2 separate regions of the Homo sapiens genome follow, and region 2 is linked to region 1. A link is an interaction called in ENCODE POLR2A ChIA-PET data of the cell type or tissue named here. Cell type or tissue: B cell. All regions are shown on one strand. Each heading gives the region's core, and the rest is flanking DNA. Links, peaks and the distances in the headings are about the cores only. Region 1 has its middle 28 kb from the start of BCOR. Region 2 holds the start of LOC105373177 (a long non-coding RNA gene).

The links. Peaks named below come from ENCODE experiments on the same cell type or tissue, not always from the same donor. Only the 100,000 strongest peaks of a DNase experiment are listed, where the experiment ranks them.
Region 2: POLR2A ChIA-PET joins it to region 1 with 5 read pairs; 2 of 35 experiments call an interaction of 5 or more read pairs at or near these places.

The regions. Positions count from the first base shown.
Region 1 is chrX:40,118,742-40,134,034 of GRCh38, forward strand. It overlaps a transcript of BCOR not described here. Among named protein-coding and RNA genes, the nearest start is that of BCOR, 28 kb to the left of the region's middle. In B cell, for the core only: no CTCF peak of the experiment used is centred there; a DNase peak (open chromatin) is centred at 8,550.
Region 2 is chrX:39,771,799-39,787,091 of GRCh38, forward strand. LOC105373177 (a long non-coding RNA gene) reads left to right here and starts at 2,333. Exons shown (of 2, transcript XR_949024.3): 1 at 2,333-2,655. It also overlaps the pseudogene RN7SL732P and the pseudogene GAPDHP1. RefSeq lists enhancers at 569-1,201, 6,149-6,650. In B cell, for the core only: no CTCF peak of the experiment used is centred there; no DNase peak of the experiment used is centred there.

The sequences.
Region 1 (15,293 bases), core at 7,275-9,774:
TAGTTCCTCTACTGAGTATTCCACAGGCTACAGGGGCCTCCTGAGACTGGGCCCTGATCCCTTGCCTCAGGTGGGAGGCTGCTTGGGAGACTCTGTTTTTGTTGTTGTTGAGACGGAGGCTCGCTCTGTTGCCCAGGCTAGAGTGCAGTAGTGCGATCTTGGCTCACTGCAATCTCTGCCTCCTGGGTTGAAGCCATTCTCCTGCCTCAGCCTCCCGAGTAGCTGGGATTACAGGCATGCGCCACCACGCCCAGCTAATTTTTGTATTTTTAGTAGAGACAGGGTTTTGCCATGTTGGCCAGGCTGGTCTCAAACTCCTCAGCTCAGGTGATCTGCCCACCTTGGCCTCCCGAAGTGCTGGGATTACAGGCATGAGCCATCACCCTTGGCCTGAGACTCTGTTTTTTAAGATGCAAGCACACACAACACCTTGCAAATGAAAAGAAGCCAGCCTCAAAAGAATATGCACAATAGGATTCCATTTACATCTAGTTTGGGTGTTGTTTTTTTTTTTTTTTTTGGTGGTGGTGCCGGTGGGGGGTGGACAGGGTCTCACTCTGTCACCTAGGCTAAAGTGCAGTGGCGCTTTGCCTATGTCAAGTTTTAAAGTGGGCAAAGGTTTTAATCTGAGTTGTTATAAGTCAGGATGGGCCAGGTGCAGTGGCTTGCTCCTGTAATCCCAGCACTTTAGGAGGCAGAGGTGGGTGGATCGCTTGAGCCCAGGAGTTCAAGCCCTGCCTGGGCAACATGGTGAAACCCCATCTCTACACAAACTACAAAAATAAGCTGGGTGTGGTGGGCGTGCTGTAGTCTCAGCTACTCAGGAGGCTGAGGCCGCAGTGAGCTGTGATCACAGCACTGCACTCCAGCCTGGGTGACAGAGTGAGACTCTGTCTCATTAAAAAAAAGAAGAGGAGTCAAGATGGAGTTATCCTTGGAGATGGGGAGCACAGTGGGACTCCTTGGGGGCTGGGAACACTGCAGGTTGATCTGGAAGCTGGTTACATGGGTGTGTTAAAATTCATCAAGCTGTACTCTCAGGATTTGTACACTTTTCTGTCTGTGTGCTGTACTTCCAGAAAATAAAAAATAGAAACTAAAAAAAAATAATAAACCAGGGAGGAATCAGTTTTAAAACTGCAATCACACTCTGGGCAGATGACCTGATAGCAGGAGTGTGGGGTTGCTCTGAGCCAAGTTGGGGGGTTGGGGGAGGGCAGTGTGCTGCTTCTAGAGACAGCAAGGAAGCAAATTTTGTTAATAAAATCACGTGAATAGAAGCAAACTTACTGCTCCACAGTTGGGGCGGGGGGAGGAGCGGGGTGAGAGTGATGCGCCAGGCAGATGTGCCGTATTGGAGGCTTGGCAGCACTTCATCATGGCAGCCCTAGGCATGGCCCAGGCTTCCAGAGTGAAAGCGTGGAGTTGGCAGCATTAACGGGTTGCCTAGGCCCCCACCCTGTCTTCCTCACCTTCTCTGCAGGAACTTCCACTCCAGCCTAAATTGGGTTTTCCGCTATGCCCGGAGCAGACACAGCCTTTCCCCATTGTGGCCCATGCATGTTCCCTGCAGGAATGCCCCTTCTCTCTTCCTCCCCTTAAAACTGCTTCTTCTCCCTGGTCCCCACCAACCACCTGGTTATACATTCCAGAAACCTGAGAATCACCCTTGACCTCTCCAATCCCTTCACTCCCCAAACCGACCCTTCACCAAATCCGTTTTCTTTTCTCTGCGCAGTTTTAGGAGTCCATCCATTTCCCCCACATCCAGCGCCCTGCACTGCCTAGCACAGCTTCTCACCTACGCCATGGCAATGGCCTCCTCACTGGGCCCCCTCCTCTGGCTCCTACCCCTCTGCAGTCCATGGCCCCCACAGCAGCCACCAGCCACAACCACACCCGCAAATAACCACTGCTGCTGGGTGCCAGGTGCTGCTCCAGGCTCCCGACACACCCCAGGAAACAAAACAAATACCTGTCCTCGGGGTACTTGTATTCCAGAAGGAGAGAGATGGGCGATAAGCAATAAAGGTAAGAGGTCACAAAATTACCATGGATGGTGGACAGTGATGTATGCCATGGAAAGAAAAGTGGGAGCAGGAAAGAAGCACCTGGAAGGCAGGGTGTGGGGAGAAGGATTTGCAGGATTAAGGTGCTCAGGGGAGGTCTCTTGGGAAAGTGAGATGTGAGCAAAGACTCAACGGAGCCGGGGGAGCAAGCCAAGATTTCTGAGGTGAGAGTTTTGCAGGCAGAGGCAAAGCCAGTGCAAAGGCCCTGTGGTAGGAGACTGCCTGCTGTGTTTAAGGAACAACCAGGATTCTAGGGTGGCCAGATTGCAAAAGAGGAAGAATGATCAGACAGGTAAAAGGGGGGCGGGGGTTGATCCTGCAGCCAGAGCGAGGGTGCTCCAGTGGCTTTCACTATTGAGATAAAGATGGAAGCCCTCAGCCACCCTACTGGGCCCTGCCCCTCAGACCTTGGCTCTGGGCTTCTGTTTCCAGCCCCTTCCCACATCCAGCCGTTGCCACCGGGAGCTGGCTTAGATTTGCGATCCCTCCACCCGCTTCACTTAGTCATTCACAACTCTGTTCAAACAGCACTTCCTCCAAGATACCTTCCCCAAACAGTCATCCAGACCAGTTTAGTGGCTCAGCCTCACCCTCTCAAACCACCCTGCCCTTCCTCTACGCCACAGGCCTCCCCAGTGCACAGCCATCTAGCGTTAAGGCTATAATTACTTCATTTGGTTCATTGCAAATTTGGCAGTTGTTTACTCTGTGCCAAGCACTGTCCTGGGTGCCAGGGCACCGTGGAGAACAGGACTGACAAGGTCCTTATCCTATGGGAGATGGACCATAAACAGAGCAAATAAGGTAACTTTAGATGATGACATGTGCCACACAGAAGATGAAACAGAGCAGTGTGGCTGAGAGTAGTGGGAGGGAAGGCAGTGTTAGCCAGGATGGCTTGGGAGGCCTCTTTGAAAAATTGAGCTGAGAAGGAACCAGCTGCATGAGTATGGGGGAAAGAGAGTTTCAGGTAGCCGAGCAACAAGTGCACAGGCCCTGAAGGAGGACCAACCTTGGACCACCTGAGGAAGAGAAGGACAGCCCACATGGCTGGAGCAGAATGGGCTCTCTCTCTCCAGCTGGAAACGGTGCTGCACACGATTCCAGATCCTCTCTGGTCTCTTTGTCATCGCATCCATCCCTTGGGCTTGCTGACCGTTGAAGCTCATGGCATTCATTGAATGAAGGTGTAGCCATCTCATTTCTGCCCAAACTTCGATCCTGCTTTCTCCATGAACTCTTCCCAGCCACTTCCAGCCCTCCAAGAACAGTCTCTCCTCTATACAAAAACCTCAGAGCCCTCACTTGAGATCTGGGGCTGGTCTACTTGGGGCCGGACACCCCTGGAAATGCTGTGAAAATGGTGGCCCTCGTGCACATGTCCACTTTGCCAGGGGTACATGCATCAGAGTCCCAGAGGGCCTCAGACACCCAAAATGTTGACGAAACAGGACTCCCAAACCCCTCACTCTGCAGATGAGGAAACTGAGGGCTAGAGGGTAGAATGTGTACCCTGGGCCTACCTGACTTTCTGTCAGGCTGCCAGCTGCCAGGCCACAAGAACTACCCCATCTGGCTGTGGGAAGCCAGCCTGGGGTCCCTTGTTGGCACTTGGTGTCTCGGAGACTGTTCCCTTCTGCATGGTTGTCCTTGTTTTGATCTGTTAACGCACAGTAAGTACCCCATGGTAGGTCAATGTCTTCCCTTCTCAGATTATTCCTTGAGGGCACGATCAGGTGGTTGGTTTTCTTTAATGTTATTTTACTCCTTACTTTGTGTCTGCACAATTCCTGCTGAGGGACTCCACAAGTACTGGCTGCCCAGTCGGCTCCTTCTTCCCATGCCCCAAGGACCATGGAAGCCGCCACTCGGGGCGTTAACTGGCTTGTGGTCAGGCCTGTGACTGGATATTCTTAGCAGCCTTCGGTCACCCATCCCGAAAATTTAAACTCCCCGGTCACTGGGGCTTAGATCTCTCCCCGCCAAGGGAGAGATGTTTTCTATAATATTTTCAGGCAGTCAGCTCAGTACAGAGCCGAGTGTGCTTTTGCCATCAAAGGCTTAAGCTTTGGGGGCAAGGCCGAGCATCACACTGTCGCTACCCACCACTGCCCCGGGCCTGCCTGACGAGCGGGACTGTTTGGAACTGCTTAGCATGATGGAAGCTTTTGGCCACATCAGAGCCGTTATCACATCTGACCTCGTTCCTGGGCCCTGGGGCAGCTCGGAGGCCTGGGAGTCTCGGGCACTTACTGGCCTTCCTGTAGAGATGTCCACTGTGGGTCAAATGGCAACTTAAAAACAGGCATGGGGATTAGAGATCTCCATTTGGGCCATTTCCTTAACCTGCTAGGTGAATTCCCCTTCTAAATGCAACTGTTTCTCTCACTTTCAAGGAGATACCATATTCGGCTTGCCATCAAGCTCTGTGTGCAGTGGCAGGGAGTGAGAACAAGGATTGAGAAGGGGTCTTAGGGACCCTCCAACAGAGCAATATGGAGGGGAGGGTGGTGTATAGTCAGTAGGGGTACAGCAGTCACTTAAGCACACTTTTTTTTTTTGAGACAGTTTCACTCTTGTCACCCAGACTGGAGTGCAATGGTGCGGCCTCGGCTCACTGCAACCTCCGCCTCCCGGGTTCAAGCGATTCTCCTGCCTCAGCCTCCCGAGTAGCTGGGATTACAGGCATGCATCACCATGCCCGGCTAAGTTTTTTGTATTTTTAGTAGAGACGGGGTTTCACCATATTGTCCAGGCTGATATGGAACTCCTGACCTTGTGATCCGCCCGCCTCGGCCTCCCAAAGTGCTGGGATTACAGGTGTGAGCCACCGCGCCCGGCCTTCTTTTTTTCTTCCACACTTTCTGATTTCTCTTGGGGTGGCTACATCTGCAGCTGTGTTTTTCCTCCATTTATCTGGCTCTGGAAGTGCAAGAGCACAGACTGGGAGGAGACGTGGGCTAGGGGAAGAGAAGGTTTCCTGGTTGTGTGTGTGTGTGTGTGTGTGTGTGCACGCGCGCACGCATAAGAGGGTTCAGAGGAAGCAGAAATGTTTCCTCTCTCCCAGCACTACCATTCCACCAATCCATAGCAAGCAAAACTCAGGCTGAATGTTCAAACCCCATGCTTTTAAGGATGCCACATGGTGAGAAAGGGCCACCATGTAATGAATCCTGGGAAAAGGCCAGGGCCCTTGGGAGCGGGAGAATGAGCACCAGAGAAGCTGATAGGAGAAACCTTCAGAATCCCCACTGGCCTCTTTGCAACTTTGGGAATTGAGAGAACTCAGGGGAATATGGTGAACTACGGACTTAAGCGGACCATAAAGATTTTGAACTATTGGTCAGGCAGGGTGGCTCATGCCTATAATCCCAGTGCTTTGGGAGGCTGAAGCAGGAGGATCGCTTGAGGTCAAGAGTTCACAACCAGCCTGGGAAACATAGCAAGACCCCATCTCTATATACATTTTTTTTTTTCTTTGAGACAGCATCTCACTCTGTCACCCAGGCTGGAGTGCAGTGGCACGATCTTGGCTCACTACAACCTTCACCTCCTGGGCTCAAGCAATCCTCCCGCCTCAGCCTCCCAAGTAGCTGAGACTACAGGCATGCATCACCATGCCTGGCTAATTTTCTTATTTTTTGTAGAGACGGGATTTTGTCATGTTGTCTGAAACTCCTGGGCTCGAGTGATCCGCCCACATCGGCTTCCCAAAGTGCTGGGATTACACACGTGAGCCACGGCACCTAGCCCTTACAATTTTTTAAAAAGGTTTTAAAATCAATTCTATTCCACAAACACTTCTTTTTGAGAGGGGGGTCTCACTCTGTCACCCAGGCTGGAATTCAGTGGCGAGATCATGGCCCACTGCAGACTTGACCTCCCGGGCTCAACCAATCCTCCCACCTCAGTCTCCCGAGTCGCTGGGACTACAGGCACACACCACCACCACCTGGCTAATTTTTTGGTATTTTTTGTATTTTCTCAAATTCCTGGGTTCAAGTGATCCACCTGCTTCAGCCTCCCAAAGTGCTAGGATTACAGGGCCACTGTGACTGGCCCACAAACCCTTCTGAAACACCCCTTACATATATGTACAGAGCTATGAAAATAAGTAAGACATACCCTTAAGGGAGGCCGCCCTGGGAAAGACATTCTAGGCATCTTGTGGGGAGTGTTGGGTCAGACAGAGGATGGAGGGGTGTGTGTGGCGTCGGGGGGGCGGGTTGGGGAGGAGGGCATAAAAGCACACGTGGCCAGCCTGCTTTGTCCTGTTCTGGAAGGCCATCCAGTCTGCTCAAGGGCAGCTGAACAAGTGGGAAGAGAGGTGGCAAAGGCAGATGAGGTGGTCCCTGCAGCCTGCTATGTGCCAGGAAGTGATGCATTGGGGCAGCAGCTCCAGCAGCTGCCTGGAGAAGGTGGTTGATTATGGGAGAAATTGACTGTGGAGTCTCACTCTGTCACCCAGGCTGGAGTGCAGTGGCGAGATCTCAGCTCAAGTCAACCTTTGTCTCCTGGATTCAAGTGATTCTCCCGCCTCAGCCTCCCTAGTAGCTGGGACTACAGGTGCACACCACCACGCCTGGCTAATTTTTGTATTTTTACTAGAGACGGGGTTTCACCATGTTGGCCAGGCTGGTCTTGAACTCTTGACCTCAAGTGATCCATCTGCCTCGACCTCCCAAAGTGCTGTGATTACAGGCATGAGCCACCACATCTGGACCTCTTCAGTCTCTTCTAATCACTACATTTTTCCTCCCTCACGCCCAACCAAGTGAGTGAGCCACCATGGAAATGTATCATCCAGCATCCCAGCTTCAACTCCTCCACCTGAAGCCCCAAACATTGTGAGCAGAGACAATCCATCCCTGCTGTACTTTATCTGAATTCCTGACCCACAGAAATCAAGAGATAGAATACATTGTTATTGTTGGTTTATGCCACTACATTTTTGGGCAACTTGTTATGCAGCATTAGATAACTAATATGGGGGTGGGTGAGTTCCCTCAGAGCTGTCACAGCTGAGTGTGTTCACAGAAGTTAATGGCAAGCCTAGAGGGCACATGTCTCACAGCCTCCAGGCAGACAGAAGAAGTCACTAAAGAATCATCTGGGAGTCGGCCAGGCGCGGTGGCTCACGCCTGTAATCCCAGCACTTTGGGAGGCCGAGGCGGGCGGATCACGAGGTCGAGAGATTGAGACCATCCTGGCCAACATGGTGAAACCCCGTCTCTACTAAAAAAAAAAATACAAAAATTAGCTGGGCGTGGTGGTGCGTGCCTGTAGTCCCAGCTACTCGGGAGGCTGAGGCAGGAGAATCGCTTGAACCTGGGAGGCGGAGGTTGCAGTGAGCCAAGATCGTGCCACTGCACTCCAGCCTGGCGACAGAGCGAGACTCCGTCTCAAAAAAAAAAAAAAAAAAGAATCATCTGGGGCTGGGTGGTGGCTCACACCTGTAATCCCAGCAGTTTGGGAGGCCAAGGTGGGCGGATCACCTGAGGTCGGGAGATCGAGACCAGCCTGGCTAACAGAGTGAAACCCCACTTCTACTAAAAATACAAAAAATTAGCTGGGTATGGTGGTGCATGCCTGTAATCCCAGCTACTTGGGTGCCTAAGGCAGGAGAATCGTTTGAACCTGGGAGGCAGAGGTTGCAGTGAGCCGAGATCGTGCCATTGCACTCCAGCTCGGGCAACAAGGCAAAATTCCGTCAAAAAAAAAAAAAAAGAAAAGAAAAGAAAAAAAACCACGAAAACAACAACAAAAAAGAATCATCTGGCTGGGCACAGTGGCTCGCACTTTGGGAGGCCAAGGTGGGCAGATGGCTTGAGCCCAAGAGTTTGAGACCAGCCTGGTCAACATGGCGAAACCCTGTCTCTACTGAAAATACAAAAATTAGCCGGGTATGGTGGCGTGCGCCTGTGGTCCCAGCTACCCAGGAGGCTGAGATGGGAGGATTGCTTGAGCCTGAGAGGTGGAGGTTGCAGCGAGCTGAGATGGCACCACTGCACTCCAGCCTGTCTCAAAGAAAAAGAAAAAAAAAAAAAAGAGGAGGTTAGGACACACACACACACACACATTGGGAAGAACATGTGAAGACACAACAAAGAAGGTGGCCATCTTCAAGCCAAGGAGAGAGATCTCAGAAGGAACCAACCCTGCTGACAACTTGTTCTTGGACTTGCAGCCTCCAGAACAGTAAGACAATATATTTCAGTTGTTTGAGTCACCCAGTGTATGTTACTTTGTTATGGCAGCCCCAGCAGACTAATCTAGGGTGGAATCTCCATCTCTTCCTCGAGGATCTGAGTTGGCATCATGACTTGCTCTGACCAATAGAATGCACCAGAAGTGACACTGTGTGACTTCTGAGGAGAAGCCTTAAGAGACTTTGTAGCTTCCTGCTTCACCCTCTCAGGCAGTTCTGAGGCTGCCACGTAAGGAAGCCAGTCTCACATACTTGAGGATGTGAGGCCACAGGGAGAAGAGTGACAGTTCACTGCAGCTGACAGCTGGCACCAACTGCCACACTGTTCATGAGGCCATCTTGGATCTCCCCACAGCTGTTGGCTAGCTGACTGCAGCTGCATGAGTAAACCCAGATGTAACCAGCAGAGGAACAGCCCAGCCAACTTACCCAATTGTGATAGAAGAAGAAATTGTTGCTTTAAGCTACTATGGTTTAGAGTGTTTTGTTACATAGCAATAGCAAACTGATATATCTCATTGAAATATACTCTAGAAGAGTTTCCATCCAAAAGTCTTAGAAGCAAGTCTGTTGACTAGGCAGTGGCTCACACCTGTGATCCTAGAACTTTGGGAGGCTGAGGCAGGATAATCACTTGAGCCCAGGAGTTCGACACCAGCCTGGGCAACATAGTGAGACCCTGTCTTAAAAAAAAAAAATTAAAATCTGGCCAGGAGTGGTGGCTCTCACCTGCAGTCCCAGCTACTGAGGAGGCTGAGGTGGGAGGATCACTTAAGCCCAGGAATTTGATGCTGCAGTGAGCTATGATCATGCCACTGCGCTCCAGAGCAAAACCTTGTCTCAAAATAAATAAATAAATAAATAAATAAATAAATAAATAAATAAATAAATTTAAAAAAAAAAGGCAGCAAGAATACTGGGGAAGAGGCCGAGCGCTGTGGCTCACGCCTGTAATCCCAGCACTTTGGGAGGCCGAGGCGGACAGATCACGAGATCAGGAGTTCAAGACCAGCCTGGCCAATATGGTGAAACCCCATCTCTACTAAAAATACAAATATTAGCCGGGAGTGGTGGCATGCACCTGTAGTCCCAGCTACTTGGGTGCCTGAGGCAGGAGAATCTCTTGAACCCGGAAGGAGGAAGTTGTAGTGAGCTGAGATCACACCACCGAACTCCAGCCTGGGCAACAGAGTGAGACTCCTTCTAAAAAACAAACAAAAAAACAAAAAAGTATATTGGGTTAGAAGCCAGGTGCAGCGGCTCACAGCTGTAATCCCAGCACTTTGGGAGGCCGAGGCGGGCAGATCATTTGAGCTCAGGAGTTTGAGACCAGCCTGGCCAACATGGCAAAACCCCGTCTCTACAAAAAATACAAAAATTAGCTCGGCTTGGTGGCACACACCTGTGATCCCAGCGACTTGGGACGCTGAGGCTGGAGAATCGCTTGAACCCGGAAAGCAGAGGTTGCAGTGAGCCCAGATCACGCCACCGCACTCTAGCCTGGGCAACAGAGTGAGACCCTGTCTCCAAAAAAAAGAATATTGGGGAAAAACTCCAATGGCATCTGTGCTTACTGATTCCAATTCTAGGGCACAGCATAGATGTAACTCAGGAAATAAAAGGGAGCAGGGACCACCTTGCCTGAATCATCAGGGGAAAGAAAGGAATACCTCCTTTTCTTTATCTGCCCTCCAATAATAAGTGGCTCCCTATGCAAGTCATACCCTCAGATGGCTTTTTGTAAAAAACTATGTTGCCCAGGCTGGTGTCAAACTCCCAGCCTCAAGCAATCCTCCCGCCTCAGCCTCTGGAGTAGCTGGGATTACAGGCGTGCAGATGTCTATTAGTCAAATACTCTCTGGATACACAGGCCTAGAATCACCATGGAAATAGCTGCCATTTATTAAGTACCTACTATGTACTTGTTGCATATTCAATGCATTCCCTTATTCAATCCTCATGGAAGTACGGTCAAAATGAGGCACTAGTCACAACTAAATGACCCTATTTTGCACATGATGAAGCTGAGACTCAGAGAGGTTAAGCGGCTCTCCTGAGGTCGCAGAGCTAGTGGGCATAGACTCCCAAATGGACAGTCTTTCCTCTTAGCCAAGGTGTGATGTTTAAGGAAGGTGACATAGGAGAACGGGGATCTCAGCCCAAGTGAGTAGAAACAGGAAAAGTTAGCCGGGCATGGTGGCTCACGCCTATAATCCTAGCACTTTGGGAGGCTGAGGCGGGCAGATCACGAGGTCAAGAGATCGAGACCATCCTGGCCAAAATGGTGAAACCCCGTCTCTACTAAAAATACAAAAATTAGCTGGGTATGTTGGCACGTGCCTGTAGTCCCAGCTACTCGGGAGGCTGAGGCAGGAGGATCACTTGAACTCAGGAGGCAGAGGTTGCAGTGAGCCAAGATCATGTCACTGCACTCCAGCCTGGCGACAGTGAGACTCCGTCTCAAAAAAAAAAAAAGAAGAAGAGGAAAAGCTGGTCACATAATGGGGGGGCCAGGCCTCAGTGGCAGGGCTGGGGCCAGGCCAGGTATATAAGTAGAAGGAAGAACTGTGGGCAGAGCTTCCAGGAAATGTCTTAGGGAGAAGGGGAAACAGTCCAGACGGAGGGAGGGAGGAGCTGCGGGGCCTTAGGGAGGTGGGGGTTGGGGTATGGGCGAAAGCTGTTTCACTGTCCTTTCCTTGGGAGCAGGAGTGGTGGCTCTGCCTCTAAGAACAGACTCCTTGCCGGGTGCGGTGGCTCACGCCTGTAAACCCAGCAGGCGTGGGAGGCTGAGGCAAGCGGATAGCTTGAGGTCCGGAGTTCGAGACCAGCCTGGACAACATGACGAAACCCCGTCTCTACCAAAAATACAAAAATTAGCTGGGCGTGGTGGCGCACACCTGTAGTCCTAGCTACTTGGGAGGCTGAGGCACGAGAATTGTATGAACCAGTGAGCCAAGATCATGCCACTGCACTCCAGCCTGGGCAACAGAGCGAGACTCCATCCAAAAAGAAAAAAAAGAAGAAGAACAGACTTCACCCGTGCAGCAGGCACCTCCTCTACCACCCTCCGGGCCTTCTCCTCCATGACTCTGCCTCCCCTGCCCCAGCAACTCCCTATGCACCTGCCCTCCTTCCCTGTCCCTCTTCATCTAAATCTTCAACAGGTGGAGAGCAGCCTGATTAAGGGTGCACCCCAATTCCCTCCTTGTGGTCACACTATGAGGTGGGCACTTAGTTACTCTCCTTTTACAGGTGAGGAAACTGAGGCATGGAGACTGAGGGGAGGGCAGCCTGCACTATGACCTATCCTAATGACTCAATCTGGGAGGTTTCCCCTGGTCTTCCTGGTCCTCCAAGACCCGCTCTGCCAGGGATTCCGGGGTGCTGACTCACACATCACTCCTTCAGGCCCATGGTGTGAGTTCGTCAATGAGATCATGGAGACGTGTGACCATTTTTAGCCCTTGGCTAGGTGTGGGGCACATAGAAGGAGCCCCATCATGTGTCGCATCGCTGTGCAGCTCCAAGCCTACCCCTGTCTGCTCTCAGCAAGGCAGCTGCTGCATGTGAGGCTTGGTGGTAATGAGGGAAGCATGTCGGTGGGGAGGTTCAGGAGCCCCAGAAGGAAAAGAAGAGGACCAGAGAGAGCAGGTTCCTCGGAGTGCTAAACACAGGCCCAACTGCCTTTTTCAGGAATAAGGGTGTGGGCCAGAGGGGCAAACGACCCCCTCCACAAATGCCAGTGAATTGCAGCAGGCACATAATGGCTCCTCCCTCTTGTGTCCTGCCTTCCAAGGGTACCCTATTTGGCAAATCCTACCCACTCTGGCAGCCCCTGGAACCCAGCCACCCTCTTAATGCCCCTCATCCTGAGGCATCTGTCATGCAAGCCACCCCCCACCTTCCCTGGGGAGCTGGCTTGCTGGCCCCAGTGGTCTCCATGTGACCTTTCCTCAGCTCCTCCACTGTCTCCAGACCTGAGGTGAAGAAAGCAAGGTCAGAGAAGGGGCCCACTCATGACCGTGAGACAGAAGACCCACGCCAACCAAAGCTGCTCTCTTTCTCTCCAGCTGCCCCTCAGGCCACCATTGCAACAGATGACCCTCCTGGGCCCCAAACCAGGTTGTCTGACCTGAAAACACTCAGTACTCAGCCAGGTGTTCCCATTCGGAGCCCAGTGAGCTTGCACTTGAGATCAGGCACATGGGTAAGGCTGATATGGGGGTGACAGTGAACCACAGATCTTGCAGTCCCAACCTCCTGAGAGAGCTGAGCTGGTCAGAATGAGAAGGTGCTCACTGCACCCTGCATTTACTATCCAAAAGGACTAGAAATGACTAGAAACTGAGAAAAACAGGCCAGGCGCAGTGGCTCACGCCTGCAATCCCAGCACTTTGTAAGGCCGAGGCAGGCAGATCACCTGAGGTCGGGGGTTCGAGACCAGCATGGAGAAATCCCATCTCTACTAAAAATACAAAATTAGCCAGGCGTGGTGGCACATGCCTGTAATTGAAGCTACTCAGGAGGCTGAGGCAGGAGAATCGCTTGAACCCAGGAGGCAGAGGTTGCAGTGAGCCAAGATCGCGCCATTGCACTCTAGCCTCGGCAACAAGAGCGAAACTCTGTCAGTAAAAGAGAAGAGAAGAGAAGAGGAGACAAGACTGAGAAAAACGGTCCCTATGGCCCAGTAGACATGAACAACTGCAAGCGACTGGAGACCTGGCACCTGGCACTGGCTTTACCCTGTTAGCCTCCAGGCCTCAAATTAGAAGGAGGAGGGGAACTCATGCTTGTCCAGCACTTCAGCAAGATCATCTCACTGAATCCTCATAACAACCCCATGAGATACCGTGGTGGTTTTAAACACGCCCGCTAGTTATTCGACACTCTTCCCACCAAGAGGTGTGGTCTCTGTCTCTACTTCTAGAAGTCTGGGTGGGCTTGTGACTGCTTTCAACACAACAGAAGTGACACTCTGAGACTTGTAAGACAAAGGCAGAAGAAGCCATGCAGCTTGCTCCTGGCTCTTTTTGGGGCACTTGCTCTGAGAGAAGTCAGTAAGAAGTCTACTGCCATGGCAGAGACTCACAACATAGGTGCCACAGTCAACAGCCCAGCAGAGCTCCCAGCCAATAGCCAGCATCAACTGATTGCTACAGGAGTGTGCCATCTCGGATATCCTTCCGATGGCTGCAGCCCCTGTTGATGTGTGACTGCAACCGAATGAGATATCCCAAGTGAGAAGTACCCAGCTGAGTCCGTTCCAGAATTCCTAACCCACAGAATTGTGAACAAAATCAAAGAGTTGGGGTTTTTTTTGTTTGTTTTTGAGACAGTATCACTCTGTCACCCAGGCTGAAGTGCAGTGGTGGGATCTCAGCTCACCACAGCCTCGACCTCCAGAGCTCAAGGAATCCTCTCACCCTAATTTTTGTATTTTTGTAGAGACAGGGTCTCCCCATGTTGCCCAGGCTGGTCTCCAACTCCTAGGCTCAATTGACCTACCCGCTTCGGCCTCCCAAAGTGCTGGGATTACAGGCATGAGCCACCAAACCCGGCCAAAGAGTTGTTTTAAGTGGCAAAGTTCTGGGGTAATTTGTTGCATGGCACTAGTCACAAAACAGATCCGTGGTGTTCCCACTTGAAACTGAGGTGCAGAGGGGCTGAATAACTTGCCCATGGTCACACACCTGGTAAGTGGCAGAACTGAGACTCAAACCTGGTCTCTCAGAATCCAAATCATAGCCCCTTCTCACGGTGCCCCCCTAACATTTTCTCACTTCCAAGAAGAGAACATTCTTTTCAGACTCGACTAGTTTCCAAACCTGGCTGTGCGTCAGAGTCAGCAGTGGCGTGTTAAAGATAGAGATTTCCAGGCCCCACCCCAGGCCTAGTGAGTCAGTATTTTCAGGCGTGGGGCCAGGACTCTGAATTCTGAACTGGCACCCCAGGTGACCCTGAAGCAGTTAGTGCGTGAACCGGACAGTGAAACCCACTGCTCAGCCAGGTTATTACAGAAAACTGGAGGGGACCAGCAAGGTTTTCTTCAAAATATAGCAGTTTCAGAAAATCCCTCATGATCTGAGCTCATCTGCTTCAATTTCTTTTTTTTCTTTTTTTCTTTTTTTTTTTTTTTTGAGATGGAGTCTCGCTCTGTCGCCCAGACTGGAGTGCAGTGGCATGATCTCAGCTCACTGCAACCTCCGCCACCTGGGTTCAAGTGATTCTGCTGCCTCAGCCTCCTGAGTGGCTGGGATTACAGGCACATGCCACCACACCTGGCTCATTTTTGTATTTTTAGTAGAGACAGGGTTTCACCATGTTGGTCAGGCTGGTCTCGAACTCCTGACCTCGTGATCCACCCTCCTCGGCCTCCCGAAGTGCTGGGATTACAGGCGTGAGCCACCGCCCCCGGCCATCTACTTCAATTTCAACTTTTTTTTTTTTTTTTTCTTTTTGGAGACGGAGTCTCGCTCTGTCGCCCAGGCTGGAGTGCAGTGGCGCTACCTCGGCTCACTGCAAGCTCCGCCTCCCGGGTTCATGCCATTCTCTTGCCTCAGCCTGCCGCATAGCTGGGACTACAGGCGACGGCCACCACGCCCGGCTAATTTTTTTGTATTTTTAGTAGAGACGGGGTTTCACTGTACTAGCCAGGATGGTCTCAATCTCCTGACCTCGTGCTCTGCCCGCCTCGGCCTCCCAAAGTGCTGGGATTACAGGCGTGAGCCACCGCGCCCGGCCTCAATTTCAACCTTCTTGGCCCTAACATCTGGGGAGTCTTTTCTACTCCCACACCACTAAGAGACAGAAATTGATGGGAGGCTATCCAACCAGTAAGTACACTCATGTGTATTAACACCTTGCTAGGCTCTGTGGTCCCTGTGCTCTAAGAACTTACAACTGAAGCGAGGAGATAAGGCGTAAAGTCATTTCAGAGCAACCAAATGATAAGTTTTGTGGCTGTGACAATAAGCACAAAGGCATCTGGGAGAATTAGACTGAAATGTAACCCCCTA
Region 2 (15,293 bases), core at 5,704-8,203, 350 kb before region 1:
AGTCCCCACTTAGAAACTCTATGGAAAAGGAAGACAATTCTCACAACCTCCATCATTTCCATCTGCAACCTTAGAACTTCATACTCACTCATTTTTATGAACATTGCTCTTTGATCCAGACCCCTCAACAGGAAATTTGGGGCCAAGACATGGCCCAACTTTGTCTTTTATTTGCCCCTTTTCTGGGACCTGCCACTTTGTCGTGGTGGTCAGCTAAAAGTGGGATTTGGCAAGATCTCACAGGGGAAAGATTATGAGATTTCAGTTGCTTCTTGTGTTTCAACCTCCTTTCTGATCTGGGAGGGGGAGAAAAAACCAGCCCACGTGGGCGACTCAGAAAACAAGCCGAGATAAGAGCTTATTGACAGGCTGGGCTAGCAGGCCCTTCATTCACACCGCTTCAAAGACAAACACTTTCCGTTTGTCGATTTGTTTTAGGCCTTGCAGAATCTGCAACTCTGTGGCCTTGACTCTAAAAATAAATCTCCTGCTATAATGACGAGGCTGTTGCAAAGAGGAAGGCATGCAGAGAAGGGAAGACGGAGGGAGGCAAAGCTGAGAGCAGGCGGGAGAGAAACCGAATACCCAAACAGGAAGAAGGGACATAGGGAAATGGCCCTGGCTGCTTCCTCCCAACCAACAGCCGGCCCCGTTGCAAAAGCCAGCAGCACCGGGAGGATGCAGCCACCAGGGCCTGGGGTTTATTAGAACCCAACCCTGCAGGAGGACTGCAGGCCTATCTAGCCATTTTGCCCTCTGTGACCCTGCTACTAACTGTGGTCTACAGACTGGGCTGATCAGCTGCCTCAGTGTCACCTGGGGGCTTGTTAGAAATGCAAATTCTCCAGCCCCACCCTCGACCTGCGGAACCCGAATCTGCATCTTAACAAAATCCCTGGGTGATTCATATGCGCATTAGTTCGAGAAGCCGGGGCCGGGTCCCTGGTGTTTCACCGAATGCAGCATAGATGAGTCAAACAGCCTCTTAATACTTCTCTCTGCAAACAAGAGGTGAGCTCCTCCCCCACTGAGGGCCTTACTTCGAGAACTTTGGATAGAGGAAGATAGAGGCATCAGTTAGGTCTCTTGTGGAGCGCAGTTCATTTTGTGAGAATATTGCATTCCCCACCCACCCCCAGGATCATTAGGAATTTCTGACCCATTTTATGATCATCCAACATTCACACGGATGCAGGGTGCAAACTCATTAAAGGACTCGTTACTCCAAGGGGTCTCTCTTGGAATTGTCCTTTGGGTTCTTCCCTCCCACCCTCATTGCTTTGTTTCTCCTTTTCTGTCTGAAATGTTTCCCATCTCCTCATCTTTTTGAAACTCCATTTCATGGCCCTGATGCTGAGATTTTGATACATGCTGACACCCCCTCCCTCTTCATTCTCCCCTCCCCTTATGTCTCACTGACATATTTCAACTCCCTCCTACTGTTCTCATCAGTTCTCTGAAGAGACCATCTTTTCCTCCTCTCTGCCTTGGTGGTCATAAACTCGGTTATTTAGTGTGGATTCTGGTTCCCCTCGCTCCTGCCGAGGCCAGGCAGGTGAACAATCAGGCCATTGTTTAGATGTGGAGCAGGTGACAAATAGTTATGGTTGCTCTTTGTTGTAATTCTAAATAGTGGCTGTCACTCATCATTGACTATAAAATGTACAAATGTGAATGATAAGAAAGAACATAACTGTGCCCCATCTTATCAAATTTATTTTAGCTGTGCTTTAAAATCAATTTAATTTGTAAATTATTCATGGCATGTAGCAACTATTACAGACTTGCACTACCAAAACCTATGCTTTAAAGATTGTACTAACTTTTTCAAGGCATTCTGTAAATGCTTTTTATTATTTTTTATTATGGAAGTAATGCGTATCTATTTTAGAAAATGTGGATACTACAGATGAGCAAAAATAATTATTTTATTATTGTCACCTTTAATCCTATGACCAAGAAAATCACTGTTAACATTTTAGTATATATCATTTCAGTCTTTTTTCATTCTATACATATACACACTTACATGGACAGCTCTCTCTCTTTTTTAGTGTCGTTGTATGTGCCAGGTTGTCACCCAAAGTGGCCGCCATCAATTCCTTCCCCCCTTGTACTGGAGGCCTTCCCACCCACCGCGTTCTGGAGCAGCATCAGGTCTGCCCTCCAGAGCCAACTGTATGCATTCTTTCCGACTCTGCATTTGGTGACATCCTGTTGATAGCTTGAGATCAGCCATGCTAGAAAATGCTACCAATCAGGGTTTTGTTTTTGCTTCGTTTTTTTTCCAAGTCATGCGGTTGTTAAACATTTACCAGCATACTGCTTTGTCGTTAGATGCCCAAGGCCACCTTCGTGGGCACACGACCCGAGCAGTCACACAGGACCCTGTGATCAGAATGGCCTCACTTGGGTTTAATACTCTGCTGTCTTCATCTTAAAATTCTTAATAATTTAATGTTTGAGCCCGTGCTTTGTAAGTGAAGTCTGATGGAACAACGGAGCATGCGCGTGAGTAGAGGAGATACAGACGATACGTGTGTCTGAGTTTTTTGTGGCTCCATTAGCATATGGTGTTGATGATGCCCCCTGAGCACAGAATTCTGGTGAGCCCACAATGCATGGGAGTTCAGCGAGATTCAATGCCAGTACAAGGTAAGCATTTTATATCTATGGAGGAAGTGGGGAGCTGACAGCCCTGAGAGGCCACACTTTCCATTTGAAACAGTACTTGATTGAGACGCAAAAAAAACAGAAGGCGATGATGGCATTTGAAAAAAACACAAATGACCAAGGCACCCTCTCATATTTTTTCTTGTGTTACTTCCATGTCTTAGCCAACCACTTACACTAAAAAGAGTGACATGGAAGGAAAGGGAAAGATAAAGCAGCCCATAATCTCTTTTCCTTCCAGTCCTTTCTGACTCATCGGTAAGCTGAAGGCACAGTCTTGGTAGAATGCAAGCATAGCAAGAAGTCAAATAAAACAGTTTCCACTGTTCGGGTAAGAACAAAATACATATGCATGTATGAGCTCCGAAACACAAATTGTGTAATTTCAGTGATTCTGCATACTAGTTAAATGCTCTTATATTTGCATTTAAAACTGACATTGCACAATATATAGATAAATGGTACATTCATGTTAATAATTTACAATTTTAATTTTTCTTTACTTAGAAGCACATTAAATAGTAAATAAACACCATAAGTCAAGAGAGAGCACATGGGAGAAAGAAAAAAGCTTTATATTCCAGTGCCTGCTGTGGTTCAAATGTTTTTGTCTCCTCCAAAATTCATGTTGAAACTTAACCCCCAATGCAACAGTATTGGGGGGTGGGGCCTTTGGGAGGTGATTGAGTCATGAGGGCTCTGCCCTCATGAATGGGATCAAGTGCCCTTATAAAAGGGCTTGCGGATCACATGAGGCCAGGAGTTTGAGACCAGCCTGGCCAACCTGGTGAAATCCTGTTTCTACTAAAAATACAAAAAATAGCCGGGTGTGTGCCTGTAATCCCAGCTACTCGGGAGGCTGAGGCATGAGAATCCCCTGTACCCAGGAGGCGGGGGTTGCAGTGAGCGGAGATCCCGCCATTGCACTCCAGCCTGGGTGACAGAGCAAGACTCCATCTCAAAAAAAAGCCAGGGGGGTTGGGGGTGGGCCTTGATGGAGGGAGTTTGTCCCTTTTCACCCCTTCTGTCCCTTCTACCATGTGAGGACACAGCGTGAGGATGCAGCAATAAGGCATCATTTTGGAAGAAGAGACAGGGCTGTCACCAAACATCAAACTTGCCAGCACCTTGATCTTTAACTTCTCAGCCTCCAGAATTGTGAGAAATAAATTTCTGTTCTTTTTTTTTTTTTTTTTTTTTTTCTGAGGCGGAGTCTTGCTCTGTCACCCAGGCTGGAGTGCAGTGGCATGATCTCGGATCTCAGCTCACTGCAACCTCCGTCTCCCGGGTTCAAGTGACCCTCATGCCTCAGCCTCCCTAGTAGCTGGGACTACAGGCGTACACCACCACATCTGGCTAATTTTTGTATTTTTAATAGAGTTGTTGGCCAGGCCGGTCTCGAACTCCAGACTTAAGGTGATCCACCAACCTCAGCCTCCCAAAGTGCTGGGATTACAGGCATAAGCCACCGCGCCTGGCCAAATTTCTGTTCTTTAAAAATGACCCAATCTCAGATATTTTGTTACAGCAGCAAAAACAAAGATGGAAACTTGAATGGCATTTATTCTTGTTTAGTTTTGGTTTTGTTTTTATCATGGGACCCTTCATTTTTATTTTGCAGTGGGCCTCTCAAGTTGTGAAGCCAGCTGTGACCATGCCACTTCCCCCACTGAGGGATGGAGTCTATTCCTCTGCCTCTTGAATCTAGTCTGGCCTATGACTACTTTAACCAGTAGAATTCCATAGAAAAGGACTATGTCAGTTGCACACTTCACCTTGAAGAGGACTGGAGGTTTTCACTTCCTGCCTCTTGGAGCCCTGAGCCAGCATGAATAAAGTCTAGGCTACTCTGCTGGAGAGAGGGACATAAGGGTGTCAGACGTGTAAGGGAAGAAGCCACCTCACACACCTCAGCCCTAGCTGCCTTCTAACTGCAACCACCTGAGAGACCCCAGGCAAAAACCACCCAGCCAAGCTCTGTTGACCAACAGAATCATGAGAGATAATAAGAAATAACAATTATGTAATGCCACTAAGCTTCAAGATGACTTGTTCAGCAGTAAGAGATAACTAGAACAGTGTCCCTCCCCTTTTATAACCTGTGTTTTTAGATTTCAAAAAGAAAATTCTAGATTTATTTCTTCCAGGAAATCATAATGCTAAGTAGCAAATACTATGACGTAGTAAGAGATAACTAGAACAGTGTCCCTCCCCTTTTATAACCTGTGTTTTTAGATTTCAAAAAGAAAATTCTAGATTTATTTCTTCCAGGAAATCATAATGCTAAGTAGCAAATACTATGACGTAGTAAGAGATAAGTAGAACAGTGTCCCTCCCCTTTTATAACCTGTGTTTTTAGATTTCAAAAAGAAAATTCTAGATTTATTTCTTCCAGGAAATCATAATGCTAAGTAGCAAATACTATGACGTAGTAAGAGTAGATCTCAAAGTGTTGTGTGCCTGAGATTTATTGGGCTGGGGCGGGGGGATGGGGGGATGCATTAAAAGTGCAGCTCCAGCCGGGCTAAGTGGTTCATGCCTATAATCCCAGCATTTTGGGAGGCCTAGGCGGGCAGATCATTTGAGGTTAGGAGTTCAAGACCAGCCTGGCCAACATGGTGAAACCCCATCTCTACTCATAATACAAAAATTAGCCGGGCTTGGTGGTGGGCACCTGTAGTCCCAGCTACTCAGGAGGCTGAGGCAAGAGAATTGCTTGAACCCAGGAGGCGGAGGTTGCAGTGAGCCGAGATCACACCACAGCACTCCAGCCTGGATGACAGAGAGAGACCCCGTCTCAAAAAAAAAAAAAAGTGCACCTCCTCTGACTTCAGACCCCCAGATTCAGAGTCAGTAAATCTGGGGTTATGGCCAAGGAATCTGTATGTTTACAAGCCCCCACATGATCCTAAGGCAGGCCTTTGGTGAACCATAGTTTTCAGAACACTGTTTCAGGGAGTACCAGTCCATGGTGGCAATGGGATATTGTTTTCAGTGTCAGAAGATTCCTATAGCTGCCCCACATCGAATTTTAGTATTTGATGATGGCCTGGGTGGGTTAACTGAAATAAAGATGGCCTGCCCATCACAGAACTTTCCTCATCAGACATTTGAAAAACAACAGAGAAAGCAAAAGACAGACTACTGTTCTTACATGTTGAACAGAAACTTATTCGGTCAGAGTAAGTGTACTACTCATAGAAGCATACATGGGAGTTGAGAGAGAGACTACCAGTTTTCCGCCTGCACCAGTCTCTTCCTTTCTGTCATCATTGCCAAAAGAGACATGGGTGGCCCCAAAATGTCACTGGGTTTCAGTTCTTCAGAGGGAAATGCTTCTCCTGGCAATGACAGAAGTGCAAAAGGGCAAGCCCAACCACGCAACCACATTTCAAGCTAGAAGGACAAAAGGAGGAGATGGTAGAAATACAACCCAGAAGCTGAGGCCACCTGGCAAAAGCTGGCACCACAGAGGAGCCCCAGCTGCTGCACGGATGCCACTCAGTGCAGAGAATGGGGAAGAGTTACCCTGGCGTCCTCCTGCATCTGGCCCCACTGACTTCCATCAGTGTCTCCCATTGGCCAGGCATACCAGGAAAGCAGAGGACATGGGTGCTGGGGAAATGGAGTTCTCTGTTGAGACAAAGCAGGGTGCGAAAGGGCAGGCATGGATCTGGGAGCAAACAGGTGACTGCAACAGCATTCACTTGGCCCACATCTGTCTGCACATCCAGGCAAGGCACTGCCCAAGCACTTTAGCGGTCACTGTCATTGCCCCACCCCTATCCCCTTGGCACTGACTGAGCCCAGGAAGAAGCATCTTACTGGAGACGCTTGCAGCTCTGCCTGAGGTCGTTTCCTGGCCACAGGAGCCTGCTCGGGCTGCCCACTGGGCAGGCTGAAGGCTTGGGGAGTTGGCGTTCTGGGAGTAACCCTTCATCAACAGTGTACAGGAGTTGGTGGCTACTTACTGCAGCTTTCTCACCCCTCCAGGTCCTCAGTGGGACTGGGTCCCAGCTGCTCACAGTTCTATCTGCTCATTAGTCAACATTCTGCGTTGACTTCCTCTCCTTCCTTTTCATACCCACTCCCATTCCAAACGAACTCCTTGCATGGGTTTGTCCAGGACCTAACCCTAGGAGAAGCCAGTCTAAGACAAACACCCCAACTCAACTCACAGCCAGCATTCGTGCCTTGTTGCCAGCATGCCCCGCAGCAGCCCAGAACCAGAGTGGTGGCAGTAAACCAGCCCCCAAGGCCAGAGAAGGCAGGCCAGGGCTGGGCCTCCCTGTATCCCTCCCTGGGATTTACAACCCTCCAGCCCTATTTGGCTCCTCCCACCCACGACAGAACATCTTCCCTTTCTTTCCTTCCAAGACAGGAAGAGCAGGATGAGAGAGGCTCAGGGACCCCCAACAGTAGAAGTCAAGGGCAGACTTGGGCGTGGAACATTCTCCCACAATCTCTATCCCATTCCCACTGCCACGCCCCATGATCTGCCCCCAGCACCCCACGAGAGGCCGCTCCTCCTCAGAGGGGAGTGAGTTAAGTGTCGCATTACCAAGGAACTGCCACAGTAGCCACCAAAGTGACTGCTCGTTATTTGAACACTTTCTTCTATTTGACTGAATACAGGAAAAATGTCACAAATAGAATATTCATCATCCCCCTCGCGCGCCTTTTCTTCCCGGCTTATCTCCCTGCTGTCATGTATGAATCCCGGCTTCAGGTTCATTTGGTATGTTGAGTGCATGCCCGGGGAGAGGATGCGCTGAAAGGCTTGCGCACATGCTCCGTGCCGCGCGACAGCCCTCCCTCCCCACTGGTGACACCCCACCAGACAAACGCCACTCACAGTGACCCTCAAGGGTAGGACACCGTCTGCCTAAGTGGAGGGGCCTTCTGCTCCATGCAGAGGGAACATAAAGGACCTGAGGAGCCTTCACAGCCATTTAGTGATTCTCGGCATGTCACTTTTACAGACACCTCAGCTTCCAGAGCTTTTATCCTCAGGTGCTTCTTAGAAGACGCAGGATGGCATCCCCACCCCACTTCAAACACCGTCTGTTTCAAGATCCTCAGAGGGGCTAACGCCGCCTGCCAATTTCTCAGCTAGAGTCATCAGCGTGCAGCGTCTCTCTCTGCCTCCTTTCCATCAGTGCCAGAGACTCCCCCAGCCCGCTCCTCCTCCAGCCAGGCCCCATCCTGCAGATTGCCATGTCAGGCTGCAGGGAACACGTTTCTAGGACTGGAAAATCAAAGTACTTATTGCCCTGACAATTAGATATTATGTTCAACTGCAGTAACACAAACCTGAAAACCAATGGCTTAAACAAGGGAGGGTTTTTTTTTCTTCTTTTTCTCCAGTAATATCATTCCAGAAGTGGGCCAGCAAGGGCTGATATGGCCAATCTACGAGGCCACCAAAGACCCAGCCTTTTTCTCCTTCATTCTTAGGATATGACCATCACCCCATGCTCTTATTAATAAGACGGCCACTGAAACTCCAGCCATCACATCCAAATTCCTCACAGGATAAAAAAAGAAGGGCAGAATGGAAGTCCCAAGCTGAATGAGCCTCTCTTATAAAGAGCTTTCCCAGAAATCCCACCCAAGAACTCCAGCCATACCTTGTTGGCAGGTCTGTGTCACATGACCATCCCTAGCTGCAAGGGAGGCTGGGAAATCTAAGCTTTTAGCTGAGCACGCTGCCATCATGCATGCAATTTCAGTTCTGTTAGTGTTATGGGCTAAGTTGCTTTCCCTCCAAATTCATACGCTAAACTCTTAACCACCCACACCTCAAAATGTGACTGTATTTGGAGATAGGGCCTTTACAGAGGTGATTAAGGTAAAATGAGGTCATTAGGTTGGGCTCGAATTCACTATGAGTGGTGTCGTTATGAAAAGAGGAAATTAGGACACAGACATGTGCATACAGGAAATACCATGTGAAGACACAGCGAGAAGACGGCCATGTGCAAGCCAAGGAGAGAGGCCTCAGAAGGAATCAACCCTGCCGAGACCTTGATCTCAGATTTCCAGCCTCCAGACTGTGCGAAAATCCATCTCTGTTGTTTAAGCCCCCCGGTGTGTGGTCCTTTGTTATGGCAGCCAGAGCAGACTAATCCAGATAGTAAGGAAGGAGAGAAGACCGGCTGTGGGTGGGCAATTAGCAAGACCTGGTGCATTTGGGGAGGCCAGGTCTTTATTACCTGGCCTTTTAAAGATATCTTTAAAGAACCTCGGCATACTTTTTCAAAGATCTCTTTTAAGATATTGTTTATCAGGTGGTGTCCTGAGGGCCTGCACCATCCCCACCCTTCCCGGCTCTCCCCAGCATTTCTCTTCCCTAGAAATGCTTGTGTAAAAACTGCGGCCTCTCTGGAATGATTTGAGAAGTACTGAAATAGCCATCCCTCCCTTCCATTGGCCATAAATAGCCTGAAAGTCTAAAGTTAGTGCTTCATTCCTTTGGTTAATCCATTATCCGTATGAAAGTGCAAATTAACTGGCAAATGATCCAGGTCTCATGAGCCCAGAGCAGGTTTGGATGGAGGGAGAGAGCACAGGACAGGGTCAGGGGTGGGAAGGGAGAACCAAAAAGCCAGAGGCCAGGAGGGCACAGAAGTCCCAGGTGGGGCTGCTACCAGCAGAGGAGTCTCTCAAACACTCTGGGCCTGTCCTACTTTGCTAAAAGGGAACATAGGAAGGTGCTGGGGTCAGGATCCAAATTTTCCCAGGGAAGACCCTGTACCTCTGCCCCATCCTAATGAAACTACATTTAGACACCACCTTTCTATACCTTCACTCCCCTGCGTTCCCTCACTTGCCCTCCAAGCTTCTCTATGGGAAAGCCCTAGAGAGTTGGATTGGGATGTCCTGCCTCCCCTTAGGTGCCCATGACACTGGTTCCCTCATGTGGGATGTCACAGACATGAGCCTCTGCCTTTGCTGAGTATGACAGAATATCTTGAAGAATTCTTTCAGAAAATGTTAAATTTCCCAAGTCTTTTTTTTTTTAATATAGAGATGGGGTCTCACTATGTTGCCCAGTTTGGTCTCTAACTCCTGGGCTCAAGCGATCCTCTGGGATTGCAGGCATGAGCCACCACACCCGGCCCCAAGTCTTTTATTTACTCATTTATTTATTTTCTCTTTTGAAACAGGCTCTATCACCCAGGCTGAAGTGCAGTGGCACTATCACTTCTCACTTGCAACATCAACCTCCCATGCTCAGGTGATCCTTCCACCTCAGCTCCCACCTCACCTCCCACCTCAGCTCCCACCTCACTTTCTACCTCCCACATGAGTAGCTGGGACTACAAACACACACAACCACGCCCGGCTAATTTTTGTATTTTTTTGTAGAGACAGGGTCTCTCTATGTTGCCCAGGCTGCTCTTGAACTCCTGGCCTCAAGGGATCCATCTGCCTCAGCCTCCCAAAGTGCTGGGATTATAGGTGTGAGCCACTGTGCCTGGCTCCAAGTCTTGTCTTTTCTTTTTTTTTTTTTTTTTTTTAGATGGAGTCTTGCTCTGTCGCCCAGGCTGGAGTGCAATGGCATGATCTCGGCTCACCACAACCCCTGCCTCCCGGGTGCAAGCGATTCTCCTGCCTCAGCCTCCCATGTAGCTGGGATTACAGGTGTGCACCACCAAGCCCAGCTAATGTTTTTTGGGGTTTTTTTGTTTTTTTGTTTTTTTTTTTTGTATTTTTAGTAGAGACAGGGTTTTGCCATGTTGTCCAGGCTGGTCTCATACTCCCGACCTTCTTGGCCTCCCAAAGTGCTGAGATTACAGGCATGTGCCACCATGCCTGGCCCCAAGTCTTTTCATGTCCAAAAATATATTTAATTTGCCCTCCCACTTGAATATTAATTGGCCAGTGTGCTGGCATTTACTTGTTATCACTCCACACTATACCTGCCCTTTTAAACTCAGCTCCATAGCGCTGGGGCTAGGAGCCTGCAAACTACATTTCCCAGCTGCCTTCCTGTTAGAGTCAGCCAAGAGGGGGCACTGGGAGGAGATGGAAAAGCAGGAGGAATGGAAAAGCTTCCAGCTTCTGGTTCCAACAGGGTGTCGTTGCTCAAATCTCAAGACGATTGTCCTCAGAAGTTTGAAGACCTCACGCCATTGTCTTCTAGCATTCCCACTGAGGTCTTTAACACCCAGTTACTACATTTCCACCCAGTTACTACATTTCATCTTTCTGGAGGATTTAGACTTTTTTTTTTTTCATTACCCTTGGAGTTCAGAAATCTTGATGCCTTTAGGGATGGGCCTTTTATAATTCTTCTTGTTTGGCATTTGGTCTGTTCTTTAAATCTCAAGATGGAAGTTTTTCCCCAGCTCAGGGAAATTGTTTGTTCTGTCACTACTTAGATTATCTCCTCTCTTACAGACTCTCTGTTCTTGGCTTCTGAGAATTCCTATTAGATAGAGAGTTAAATTTCAGGTCCTGCCCCATGTCTCTTAATTTTTCTCTTACACTTAAAAAAAAATCTTTTTATCTGTTTTGCATTCTTTGAGAGAATCTCTCAACCCTGTCATCTGTTCAGTCTTCAGCCATGGTCACTTGGCTACTCAGTCTTTCCAATGAGCTTATTATGTTAGCAATTGCACTTTTTGTAATTTCAAGAACTCTGACATATTCTTTTGACAGCAGTCAGCTCTCTATTTATGGATAGTACTTCTATTTCATTTAAATATCTCTCTAGATCCTGGGAGAATTCTGTAGGGATTAGTTCTTTTGTTTGTTTAGTTTGGTGCCTCTCTTTCACGATGTTGGTTTTCCTCAAATATGTTTGATAACTCTTTACTCTCTGTTCCTGTTATAGATGAAGGTCCAGGCTTATCTATAGTGGAGGCTGCTGTGTATTTTCTACACTCCAGTGAAAAATGCCTGTTCTCATGACAGCAAAAGCAAGCGATGGTTATGAAAGCCCAAACTCATTGCTGTTTTGGTGAAGAAGGGCTTGGATCAAGCCACTTTTCCTTTTAAAATGTTTAGGTACTATCTTATTTTGAGCTGCTATGACAAAATACTATAGACTAGGTGGCTTATTAAATAATAGCAACTTTCTTAAATAATTGATTAAATAATAAAAAATAAATTATAAATAAAAAATAAGGCCAGGCACGGTGGCTCATGCCTGTAATCCCAGTGCTTTAGGAAGCTAAGAGGAGAGGATCACTTAAGATTAAGAGTTCCAGACCAGCCTGGACAACACAGCGAGACCCTGTCTCTACAAAAAATTTAAAAATTAGCTGGGTGTGGGGGTAGACACCTATGGTCTCAGCTACTCAGGAGGCTGAGGTGGGAGGATCACCTGAGCCCAGGAGGTCGAGGCTGTAGTGAGCTGTGACTATGCCATTGTACTCCAGCCTGGGCAAAAGAGCGAGACCCTGTCTCTAAAAAGAAAAGAAAAGAAAGTGGATAAACTGTGGTACATTCACACAACAGAATACTACTTAGCAAATAAACTAAATGAACTACTGGCTGCACACACAACCTAAATGAATCTCACCAATGCAGTGTTGCACACGAGAAGCCAGATTTGAGAGTCCGTACTGTATGATTCCATTTAGAGAAAGGTCAAAAACAGGCAAAATTCATCTGTGATGTTAGAAGTCTGTGTAGTGGTCACCCTTGGGGGAGGGGGAGAATAGTAACTGGGAAGGGGCATGAGGTGGGGTTCTGGGGACTTGATTATATTCAATTCCTTGTCCTGAGTGCTGGTTACACAGGTGTGCCCAATGTGTAAAAATATACTCACTGTCTGCTTATATGTATGCATTTATGTATGTATATTTTGCTTTGATTTAAAAATTAAGCTGGGTGCAGTGGCTCACACCTGTAATCCCAGCACTTTGGGAGCCCGGGAGTTTAAGACCAATCTGGGCAATAGAGTGAGACCTTGTCTCTACAATTTTCTTTTTTTTTTAAGTTAGCCAGGTGTGGTGGTGCCTGCCTGTAGTCACAGCTACTCGAGAGGGTGAAGTAGGACCATCACTTGAGCCCAGGAGGCAGAGGTTGCAGTGAGCCCTGATCATGCCACTGCACTCCAGCCTGGGCGACAGAGCGATACATTGTCACAAAAAAAAAAAAAATGACAATATATAGACAAGATTGGCTGTGGGTTCACGGTTACTAGGGCTGGATGAAGGGTACATGGGGGCTTATTACAGTGTTTAGTCTACTTTCAGGTGTTTTAAAAACTCTCCATAATAAAAGAAATTTTCTTAGGTGACCTTATTTTAAAAATACATATTTTCCCCATGGGGGTGGGGGAGGATTGTGATTATTGTTTTTAGTTGGATGATGGGGGGATAATATCCAAATGCATTGCCCTATACTTTTTTCTATACTAGCAAGGGTAGATTCCCTAGCTAGGCCCACTTCTCCATTTAAAGACCCTTCAATCTTTCTGTCACCTCTCTCCTCAGTTGCCCTCCACATCCCCAGGAAACTGGCCTATACATTCAGGGACAATTGTTTTCACAAGAAGAAAGCTGTCCAGAGCTTCCATTAGCTCCTATGTGTTTTTATTGATTTATACCTGCCTTGTTCCAAAGATGTATTTAAGGTTTACAAAGATGCATACAATAAAACAGCATAAAATAAATTAGCAGTAAATTAGAGCAAATGACGTAAAGGGAAAACAAGGAGAGGAAAATAAGATGGAGCCAAGAGTGAGGTGATTACACAAAACACCTGCCATGAAACCTACTGCACTCACTGGAGACAGAACACAAGTTTGAGGCTGAGTTCCCCAGCAGCCCAGGGGAAAAAGGAAGCCGGGTTGCACTGTGACTTATATCACTGAGCCGAGTCAGTGATATAAAAACAAAGCACAGTTGGGAGAAGCACAGTTATTCCTAACATGGAGATCAGGGAGGCAAGTTTTTGCCATAGATTATCATAAATATAGTATCACAAACAACATTCTCACATTACACAGGGCAAAAGAACACACAAGACTGTCTTAACCTCACACCACCGTATTAGTATACTGCAACAAAAGCAATGATGCTGTTCAGGGAAAACTATGCCGCAGTGACTAACAGGGGTCTTACACTAAGGTGGCTTCACAAGGGACAGACTCTGGAATATCTCATGCAAAATTTCTTAGCCTGGAAACCATGCACCAGGATTCAGGGGTTCAGGAATCCTTGGCACAGTAAGCAAAAGTGTGTGCATCTGTGCACTTTTTCCAGGACTGGGTCCATAGGTTTCATTGCATTCTCAAAGGTGTCAGTGAGTCCAAGAAAAGTGAAGAATTACCCACATGGAGGAAAAGCAGCAGCACACACTTCCAAACTTCTCCATAAACTGCTTCTCCCTCACTGATGGCACATGACTTCTTAGAGTTACCAGTGAGGTGTGGAAACGAAGGTTTGACATTCAATGAAGCTGGGGTAGGAGTCTCCTCCTATGAGGATGAGCTGATTCAGAGCCAGTCTCCAACTAGAAGGCCCCCTACCCCTGCTCAGAGAGTTGCCGGGGAGCCCCCAGGGGCTGGGTAACTTTGTGGCAATGGAGTGATGGAGGTGCCCCCGTGGTTCCAAGCCATCAAGCAGGGTTACAATAATCTCTACTGGGGAATTTTTCTTCTAATTTGAGACAATGATAACTAAACACCCACCTAAATCATTTTTTAAAAGTCATTAATCTCTGATCGTGTGACTTCCTAATGAATTCTCCAAGCTCAACTAGTATAAAATGTGTTCCAAGGTGACCCAGGTGATTAGCTGCTGGGGTTATAAGCCAAGCACCAGGTATAAATGGGGAATCTCTACCACCAACAATGGCTTCCAATCCAAAACAACTAAACGGTAGTTCTCCTTTCTGCCAATAATTAGATGGAAGTTGTTTATTAAAGCCATTGCTGGATGTCATTACTGATAATAACAATGGCTAGTATTTATTAAGCATGTATTACATGCCAGGCACTATATTTTCTTATGTGATCTTCAGAACAGTGCTCTGACTGGGCAGCTGACTAGCCCATCATTCCCATTTTTTTTTATCTTTTTTTTTCTTTTTAAGAGATCAGGGTCTCACTGTGTTGCCCAGGCTGGAGCACAGTGAGTATTCACAGGCAAGATCCCACTACTGATCAGCACGGGAGTTTTGACCTGCTCCGTTTCCAACCTGGGCCAGTTCACCCTTTCTTAGGCAACCTCGTGGTCCCCCGCCCCTGGGAGGTCACCATATAGATGCTGAACTTAGTGTGGACACTTGATCAGCATAGCGTGCTACAGCCCAGAAGTCCTTGGCTCAAGTGATCCTCCCACCTCAGCCTCCGGAGTAGCCAGGACCACAGGCATGCACCACTATGCCTGACCCATCATTGCCATTTTACAGATGGGCAATTCTAGGTTTAGAGAGGTAAAGTAATTTTCACAAAGTCAAAATGTAAGCCAAGATTTTTCTCTCTCTTTTTTTTTTTTTTGGCTGAGCACAGGGTACTTTATTGATGGTATATGACAAGGTGGGGCTCCCTAGGCCCCTCCCCTCTTCAAGGGGTCTACATGGAAACTGTGAGGAGGGGAGATTCAGTGTGGTGGGGGACTGAGTGTGGCAGGGACTCCCCAGCAGTGAGGGTCTCTCTC